3 separate regions of the Homo sapiens genome follow, and regions 1 and 2 are each linked to region 3. A link is a contact called in ENCODE Hi-C or POLR2A ChIA-PET data. All regions are on one chromosome and are shown on one strand. Each heading gives the region's core, a stretch centred on a gene start or an enhancer-like site at or near the end of the contact. The rest is flanking DNA. Distances are from core to core; before and after follow the strand shown.

The links. A loop is a pair of places that touch in the nucleus more often than their neighbours do. ChIA-PET counts read pairs that join two places held with the same protein, here RNA polymerase II (POLR2A). Pooled maps may share reads with other maps.
Region 1: a loop to region 3 is called in a pooled map, with 4 times the contacts of the local background. The contact joins the promoter of ARHGEF1 here to the promoter of ATP1A3 in region 3. A Hi-C loop is called at or near these places in 6 of 50 pooled maps. POLR2A ChIA-PET finds 5 or more read pairs at or near these places in 3 of 52 experiments (Panc1, activated CD8-positive, alpha-beta T cell and naive thymus-derived CD8-positive, alpha-beta T cell).
Region 2: a map of CD8-positive, alpha-beta T cell shows a loop between it and region 3 (19-fold over the local background). The contact joins the promoter of ZNF574 here to the promoter of ATP1A3 in region 3. A Hi-C loop is called at or near these places in 9 of 168 maps with a recorded cell type or tissue (CD8-positive, alpha-beta T cell, Right ventricle myocardium inferior, Right ventricle myocardium superior and 4 more) and 15 of 50 pooled maps. POLR2A ChIA-PET finds 5 or more read pairs at or near these places in 7 of 52 experiments (GM12878, WTC11, activated B cell and 2 more).

The regions. Positions count from the first base shown.
Region 1 is chr19:41,881,934-41,884,754 of GRCh38, forward strand. It overlaps ARHGEF1 (Rho guanine nucleotide exchange factor 1), which reads left to right and starts at 1,251. Exons shown (of 29, transcript NM_004706.4): 1 at 1,251-1,356. RefSeq lists silencers at 936-1,445, 2,310-2,459 and an enhancer at 2,326-2,535.
Region 2 is chr19:42,074,754-42,077,551 of GRCh38, forward strand. It overlaps ZNF574 (zinc finger protein 574), which reads left to right and starts at 1,413. Exons shown (of 2, transcript NM_022752.6): 1 at 1,413-1,533. RefSeq lists enhancers at 573-642, 723-772, 993-1,112 and silencers at 1,483-1,742, 1,753-1,832.
Region 3 is chr19:41,992,595-41,995,613 of GRCh38, forward strand. It overlaps ATP1A3 (ATPase Na+/K+ transporting subunit alpha 3), which reads right to left and starts at 1,636. Exons shown (of 23, transcript NM_152296.5): 1 at 1,477-1,636. The coding sequence starts at 1,482. RefSeq lists a silencer at 1,370-1,809.

The DNA of each region.
Region 1 (2,821 bases), core at 1-2,500, 110 kb before region 3:
CCGGCCGCTTTTTTTTTTTTTTTTTTTTTTTTTGAGGCAGAGTCTGACTCTGTCGCCCAGGCTGGAGTGCAGTGGCGCAATCTCAGCCCACTTCAACCTCCACCTCAAGCGATTCTTGTACCTCAGGCTCCCGAGTAGCTGGGATGACAGGCATGTGCTACCACACCCAGCTAATTTTTGTTTTAGTAGAGACAGGGTTTCGCCATGTTGGCCGGGCTGGTCTCGAACTCCTGACCTCAAGTGATCCACCATGCTTCGGCCTCCCAAAGTGCTGGGATTACAGGCATGAGCCACTTTATGCGTATTTAAGCCTTGGAAACACAGGGACTATCTTGTGGATTGGGGCTAGTACAGAATTCAGACTGCAGCCTTTTCCCGATGCGTTGACTTACAGAAGGGGCATTTTGGAGGGTCTGTGGTCCTAACCTGGGGATAGCAGGGAGATCCCGGGGCAATGACAGAGAGGCACAGAGACACGGATTTCCTGAGAAAGGGAGAGGAGAGAGGCTGAGACCCAGGGATCATGAAGGGGACGAGCAAGGGAAGGAAGAGATGATGAGACCCTGGGAATCCGGGAGAGAGACAGGGACGTGGAGAGAAAGGGACAGAGAGAGAGCGAGAAGGAAAGGAAGAGACAGAAGGGAGAAGGGGCAACCGAAAATGGGCACGAAGAGGCCCAGGCACAGCAACAGCTGGGGAAATGACAGAGACTGAGACGGAGATGCAGAAAGATACAGAGAGAGCTGGAGAGGGTAGAGAAGGGCTTTCGGGGAGAAAGTGATGGAGGGACAGAGAGGAGAGGTGGAGGCCAAGGAGGGAAAGACCCCAGTAGAGAAAGACAGAGGGACAGAGAAGGGGATGCAGACGCAGGCGGGAGCACACCCACAGAGGCGAAGGAAGGGCGCAAGACCATGAGAACCACAGACGCGGAAAGCCGGGGAGGTCGTGGCTCGGTCTAGGGCGCACGGGGAGCAGGGCTTGCCCCCCAGCACCTCCGGGGAGGTGACCCCAGCCGGGAGATGCGAGTCCCGCGGAGCCCGCGCCCGGCGGACGGACCGATGGACAAAGCCGGGGAGAGCTCGGGCGCGGCCGGGGCGGGGGCCGGTGCCCGCAGGGACCCGGGCGCAGCGGGGAAAGGAGGGGCGGGCAAGCGGCGAGAAGGGGAAGGAAGCGGAGGTGCCGGGCGGGCGCGGGGCGCGGGCAGGAAGCGGGGAGGGGCGGCGGGGCGGGGGCCTCCGGAAAAACGCCCCGACTTCCTGCCCCGCCAGAGCCAGGAAGCGGGAGCCGGGACCCAGGGCCCGGGATCGCCGAGCCCGACCTCGGGCGCCCCGCCGGTCACCTCCGCGCGGACACCAGGTACTCGGTCCCCGGCCCCGCCCGGCCTCCTCCCCTCGGCTGTTGGGGGAAGTGGGGAGGAGGAGGGAGGGGCTGGGGCGCTGCCGGCAGCGGAGGGGCCCCCTTCGGACCCCACGGAACCAGCGGCCGCCCCTCCTTGGGCCTCAGTTTTCCCATCTGTCAAAGGGAGCAAAGAGGGGAGAACTCACACTTGACGAGTGCCCCATAGGTGGGGACGAACGGTGCGAGGCCGGGGCCAAGGCCTCCCACCTGCTCAGTGGAGAACGGACGATCACTACCATTGTACGGGTGGGGAAACCGAGGCCCGGGGAGCCAAACCGACTCGTCCCAGGGAACGCACATCGTGAGAAAGTGTGGAGTTGGGATTTGAACTCGCACGTGCTTTCCGCAAAGCGCCATCCTCCAACCCCCGCATGCTTTAGGGCCACCTAAAAATGAAAAACAACAATAACAACAACGACGAGGGTCGCTGTGAAGCTGAAAGTTGCAGAGTGCATTTGAAAGAGTTTTCGGAAAGCTCTTTTCTAGGTCATTAATTATACCGTGAGAGACAGGTGTAGGGAGAGAGCTGGAGGCCTTCTCCCATTGTACGGATGGGAAGACTGAGGTCTACAGAGAAGTCATTACTTTTTGCAGATTACACTGCATGTCAGAGGGAAAGTTGTGCTGGAACTCAAGACTATTGCTTTTCCGGTTCCAAAGGAAGGGGCTGGGGGTGGGAGACGGAGGGGATTGATGTACGAGGATTGGAAATTCAGCGGGTCCCCTAAGTGGGGAGACTAATAGGACGGGGAGCCCCAGTCCGCCGTCCGAGTGCTCAGCGCTGGGGTGACTAGGAGATCTCCGATCGAACTCGGGAGGAGTTGGACCCATCTGCACCTCCGGGCGCGGGGCGGGGCCCGGGGAGTGACGGGGGCAGTCGAGATACGGAAACGCTGGCCCTCCAAGACAGGCCAGAGCGGCCCTATCTGGCCTGCGTGGCGCAGTACAGCGCTAGAGCGGCCGGCGGGAGGAGTAGAGTCGTCGGGGCCGGAGCCCGGCAGGAGCCGGGCTAGAGCGGCTGGCAGGAGGAGTGGAGCTGGGCGCAAAGGTGGACTCAGGGCGGCTAGAGCGACGCGGCGGCAGGGGTGGGGAGAGTGCGGAGCCCGAGCGCGGAGGCTTCGGTTCCGGTGGCGGCGATGGCTTCTCTTTCCACCTGGAGCAGGTGAGGGACGCGGTCCCCAGCGGGTGTCAGACCCTGACTCTGCACGTCCTCCCCGGCATCCCTGGCCGTGCACACTGCCACGTCCCCCGTAGGATTTAGGGCCCGCGTAAGACCCGCCACGTCCATGTAAGATTTGGGTCTCGTGTAGACCCGCCTCATTCCGTATAAAGTCTTACAGACCCTCCAGGTTCCTGCCAGCCCCCCATGGAGAACTGGCTTCTTATAGACGTGGGGTCCTCATAGACCAGTGGCATCCCCTAG
Region 2 (2,798 bases), core at 163-2,662, 82 kb after region 3:
GGGTCTCACTGTGAGACGCATCCCATAGTGGCTTCAGGTAAGTAAATAAATAACACAATTCTGAGAGTCAGTTTCCTCATCCGATAAGTTGAAATTCCTCTGTGTTTGGGTTCAAGGAGTAGGTCTGGAAATGTTTCTTTTCTTCTTTCAGATGGAGTCTCGCTCTGTCGCCCAGGCGGGAGTGCAGTGGCGTGATCTCGGCTCACTGCAACCTCGGCCTCCTGGGTGCAATCAAATCTCGAGCCTCAGCCTCCCGAGTTGCTGGGGTTACAGGCACGAGCCACCACGCCCAGCTAATGTTTTGTATTTTTAGTAAAGATGGTAGTTTCACCAGGTTGGCCAGGTGGGTCTCGAATGCCTGACTTCAAGTGAACCCGCCTCAGCGTCCCAAAATGTTGGGATTGCAGGCGTGAGCCACCACGCCCAGCCTGGAAACGTTTCTAACAGTACTGGGGCAACTCCCTCCCAAGGCCCTGAGGGGCGCAGGAACGAGGTGAGTAGGAATGGCCAGAGCCCCTTGGACACATGGGGCCCCAATCTCGAGGTGTAAGGGTCAGAGTCACCCCGGAAGGAGGTGGAGTGGAGTCCGCCCGTTACCGGCTCACTTCCTTCAGGCTCTCACCCCGATTGTCCTTCAGGTCCTCTACCCACCACACTCCCTATTTCTTCCAATGAAATTGTCCCTGCTTCTTTTTCTCCATATCCTCGCTCTCCTTGCTTCCCCTATGACATTTCTCCTCTCTCCACCTCCCAAAAGTCCCCTCGGTCTTTTCTCTGTTTCTTCCTGTTGCCTTCATTCCCCTCCTTTTAATAAAGTGAGTCTGGAACCTTGGTTTCCCTTTTCTCTCTCCATGTGACTGGTGCTGCATGCAGTTTGCCCTCTCCCCATCGCGCTAAGTGGTTTCACTTTCTCCCTCTGACCCTCGGGGAAACCACAAAGGTTCCCGTGCCTCCATTCCCCCGCTCCAGCCCTCAAGGTGCCGCGTGCCTCAATTTCCCAGGCTCTTTTCCTCCCTCTCCCTGTCCCCAACGCTGACTCCCTCACGGCGTCCCCAAAATGGCGCCCGCGGCCGCGCTCCGCCGCCTAACGTCATCGCGCCGCCCTCCGCTCAGAGTTCCCCTCTGGAGCCGTCGGAGGCGGAGTCGAGGAGGAGGAGGAGCATCCTCTAAGGAGGATTAAAGGGGCGGGCACTATCCACCCGAGGGCTGACCGGTGAGGGAACGACGCTAAAGGATTGGTTGGGCGCTGCGGGGAATCTCGACGCTCCTCACTATTGGCCCAAGCCTCAGAGACATGAACGTCGATTGGCCGAACGGCAGGGCCCGAGCGGGCAATGATTGGTTGCGTCCGGCCGTCCGTGCGGCGGCCGAGGAGGAAGGTGGGAGGGGCGTTGCTGAGGGTAGCTGGGGGCGAGAGCGAGGCTACGGAGCAGGCGAGAGGCGACGGCGAGAGCTAGAGCGGGCGCAGCGTTAGGGTGGCCGTGCAAGGGGAGCCGTGGCCCGGGCCCGGGGCGTGCGAGACGGCGGAAGCAGGTGAGCGCGAGCGGGCGCGCAGAGGCCGGCCGGGCTGCGCTCCCTGCCGCCGCGGCCTCCTCTTGCCAGGTCGCCTGCGCACTGAGGGCCTGAGGGGGTGCGCGCCGGGCAGTTAGGGCGGAGCGGCACCAACGGCCGACCCGGCGCGCGGGCAGCCGGGCGGGGGCCGGGCTGGAGCGGCGGGTGGGGAAGGGGCCTGGAGTCGCGTGCGGGGCTGAGTGAGGAGGGGCGGGGCTCGGGCTGAGGCTTTGGTGGGGCACCTGGGCGGGAAGGGGAGGCCTCAGAGCTGTCCCAAGAGGGCTCCGCGGCTCCCCAGGGTTTGGGGTAAAGGACTTGGTGGTGTGGCAAGTCCAGGACGAAGGGGCTGGGCCGGTTAGACGGCACGTGGGTGCCCAGTTAGGGGCTTAGGGCGTGAGAAAGATAATTAAGTTAATGCAGGGGAAAAATATCTAGTTCTTCCTGGAAAGAATTGGGGCGGTGAGAGGGGTTTTGGTGTGAAGACATTAGGAAATCGATATCCCCAAGGGAACGGTTTAGAGCTAAGGAGGGGTCCAGTTGTAATGGATGGGGTTAAATTAATGTGAAGAGGCCTTAAACCAATGTGTCAGGAGGTTGGGTACCCTTGGAATGCGTGGAAAGGAGTCTTTGTACAAAGAAGGATTAAGTGTATTTTAAAAGGGTGTCTGGGTGTCCCTAGAATGAGCTGGGGAAGGTAGTCTTTTTTAAGTACAGGTAATTAGGCCAAGGTGAAGATGGGATTTGGTTATTGGAAGGGGAGGAAGTAGGGTGGGAGAGATCTGTGTGCTAAAGTGAGGGGTGCCTGGGAATTCCTGGAATGAGACTGAGAGGTTGCTAAGACGCTGGGGGGTCTGAGTACCCCCAGAATAGGAGGCTGGTGAGAGGGGCTTGAGTGTGAGGAAGAGGGGTCTGTGCTGGATTAAGGTGGTGATGGAGGTTCTGTATGAGAATAGGAGGTCCGGGTATCCCTAAAGGGGGTTTGGGCAGCACGAGGGGTGTGTGTAAAAGGAGCTTAAGCCATTGTGAAAGATGGGTGTGTGGATCTTTACACAAAGAAGAGGAGTTATGTTGCTACGAAGAGGAGGGTCTGAGCATCCCTAGAATGGGTTAGGGTGGGTTGGGTCTTCTAGCAAATTAAAAAAGATTAGGTTAATAATGTGGAGGAGGATCTGGATATTCCTGAGATGGATTTGAGGGGGGGCTCTGTTTGCAAGAGAGGCATAGGTTGATATAAAATGAGGGTATGG
Region 3 (3,019 bases), core at 386-2,885:
CTAGATAGGAAATATCTGTCCTTGTGTCTCTTCCTCTGAGCCTCAGTTTCTCATTTTCTCTCTCAATGTCTCTCCATGTGTCTCAGCCATGTCTCTCTGCTTGTCTCTGTCTCTTTGTCTCTATGTCCATGTCTCTTTCTCTGTCTCTTTCAGAGCATCTCTGTCTTTCCATGTGTCTCTGTCTTTCCTTCCCATGTCTAAGCTGCCTTCATTTCTCCTCTCGTCCCCACTCCGTTTCCTAAGACCACCTCCCTCTAACTTCCTTCTCTAGGGCTTTTAGCATCAGTCTTCTCCCAATCCATCCACAGCTTCCCTCCCTCCATCCCACTTACCTGACAGCCATCACTGACTACCCCTTTCTCCCTTCTCTCCCCTAGTCCTGCCCCAACCCAATCCTCCTTCCCAGCCCCCCGGCCCACCCTGCCCCACCCCACAGATCTGCAGCCCCATCCCCCACCTCCATCCCTGGGCCCATCAGCCTTTATCCGCCATCTTTCTCCCCAGCCCTCCTATTCTCCCTCCACTGGCCTCTCCCGCCCTCTTCATCCCACCTACCCCCACCCACCCCCTCCTCTCCTGATTCCCCCTCCCTTCAGCCCCGCCCCAGACACACAGGGAGGAATCCAGGGCTGCAGCAAGGGTCAGGTGGTCAGCCAGGGAGGGAGGCGGCATCTGCTGGAGAGACTCACAGACAGACAAGGACACACGGACACAGAGGCAAGGACACAGCCAGGCATGCACGCTCCCCACTACACAGTTGCACACGCACACCCTCAGCTGTGCACTCAGTCTCCCCACCGTGGCTCTCCTGTTCCTCTCCTCCTCCCAGCCTCCCATGCCTGCTCCCCTACATGAGGGGCTGCACACACACACACTGCAGCCCCAGGCTGCGACACTGCGGAGCCTGCACACACACACACACACACACACACACACACACACACACACACACACACTGCGGAGTCCCCCCATCCAGGCCTGGAAGGAGAAAGAGAGGTCATCTGGTGTCCATCCCACAACGTGGACCTATCCGCACCCTGCCAGGGAAGCAGGGGGGCCTCAATAACCCCAGACGCACTAACACGAGCTCTCACAGACACACCCAGACGCGATCGCAGACTTTCAGACACCACGGGGCCCACACACTCGCTGCCAGGGCCTGACAGAGCCAGCAGCTCTCATACGCACATGCAACTGTGCACATGCAACCGCACAAGGTCAGGCGGAGATGCTGAGGGCTGGCCCACAACCTCGCGGATCTCCGCACACAAAGCCATGCCAACGTGCGCCACAGACCCCCCGCCGCCCCCTGCGGCCCCACGACCACATGGATTGGCTGGGTCAGCCGGCTCCCCGGGTCTCGCAGGCCTGGCCCCGGAGCGCAGGGGTCCCGGTGCCCCCGCCCCCCGCGCACACCCAATGTCACCGGCCCCACAATGTCACACGGAAGCGGCGCCCAGCCGGCTCAGCACCTACCCCCATCTTGGCGGCTCCGCGGCGAGAGAGCCAGGCGGGCGGGGCGGGGACCTCGGGGCGGGCTCAGGCTCAGGCTTGGGCTGGGAGCCTCTGCAGCGCCCGCGCCTCGGTAGGTGCGCGCGTCCGTCCGTCCGTCCGTTGGTCCCACCGCACAGAGGCTGCGGCGGCCGCCGCCTCCGCCTCCTCATATGCCCGCGTCCGCGGGAGGGGGGCGGCGCTGGCCAATCAGGGGCGCCGCCGTGCTGACGGACGGCCCGCGGCCCCGCCCCTGGTACTGCAGCTGTCCTCCCCTTGGGCTCCGCAAAGTGGCGGCGCGGCCGCGAAGGGGGAGCGCTGCGGGGGTGGGGGGATTCCCAGAGACCTCCGCAATAGGGGACTTGGAGACCCCCTCAATATGGAGTAGGGCCTCCAAGAAGGGGCGCTCAGGGAAAGAAAACCCCGGAAATCCTCTCATTGTGGGGGTGTGCCATCACCGAGAAGGGTACGCTGGGGGAGGGGGGGCGGGTAGTGACACGGGGTGGGAGGGAAGCCCGGTGAATCACTGCAGTGTGGCACCAGGGACCCTGGAGACGGCGGGGGGTAGTGCTGTTCAGGGAGAGGGCCCTGCAGGAGGGGAAGTTGGAAGGGAACACAAGAGAGCAAGAAAGGCCTTGCAATTGAGGAGGGGTGCTGGCGGGAGGAGCCCTGAGATTCCCTCACTGTGGGTGCCCCCCCACTACGCCTGAGCTATCCAATGAGCCACAACCACACAGGGTACACGGGAGACACAACACGGTGGAGGATGGCCCCAGGAGGCCCAGAAAATGCCCAGCGTCACAGTTACACAGGACCATCACACTGATAGCCCAGATGCTGGGGACACGCACACACCACAGGGTTGCACTCATATTCCACCATAGGCCAGCATGTACCCTCACACACACAACACCACCCCACCACACACAGAGTCTCAAACATAGAGTGAAACACACATAGGGCACACACCTTACACACCCATCACACCACAAGAGACTCATAATCACAGCCACAAAGTGCTGTGCGGACTAACACCGACACTCAGAAAATCGCAGACTCACACATCACACACTCTACCACACCTGACCTCCCACCATCTCACATAGAAACCCACATCGTGCAACCCATAAACCAACACACACCTGCACTCAGCACCATCACACACGCACAGGCCTCACACTGCCTCCAGACACACTACATCAGCCTTTGTGGACATCGTTGCATGATCCCACGATGTCGCACACATCCTCACACACACTGCTCCCCAGTGTGTTTGGGCATGAGCAACGGCCCACAGTGCAAAGTTGCCAATGCTAACTGTGAATGACAGACAAAAAGGTGCACACACTTACACATAGCACAATAATTCAAACACAAGTCACGCGACACCCACACACCTCCCACACATACACACATCACGTTATTGCAGCACTATCGCAGACATCTTTGTTGCACCTCCAAACACACCCCAACGCCCTCACCCACATGACACACAGAGCTCGTCACAGTATATGTACACACACAGATG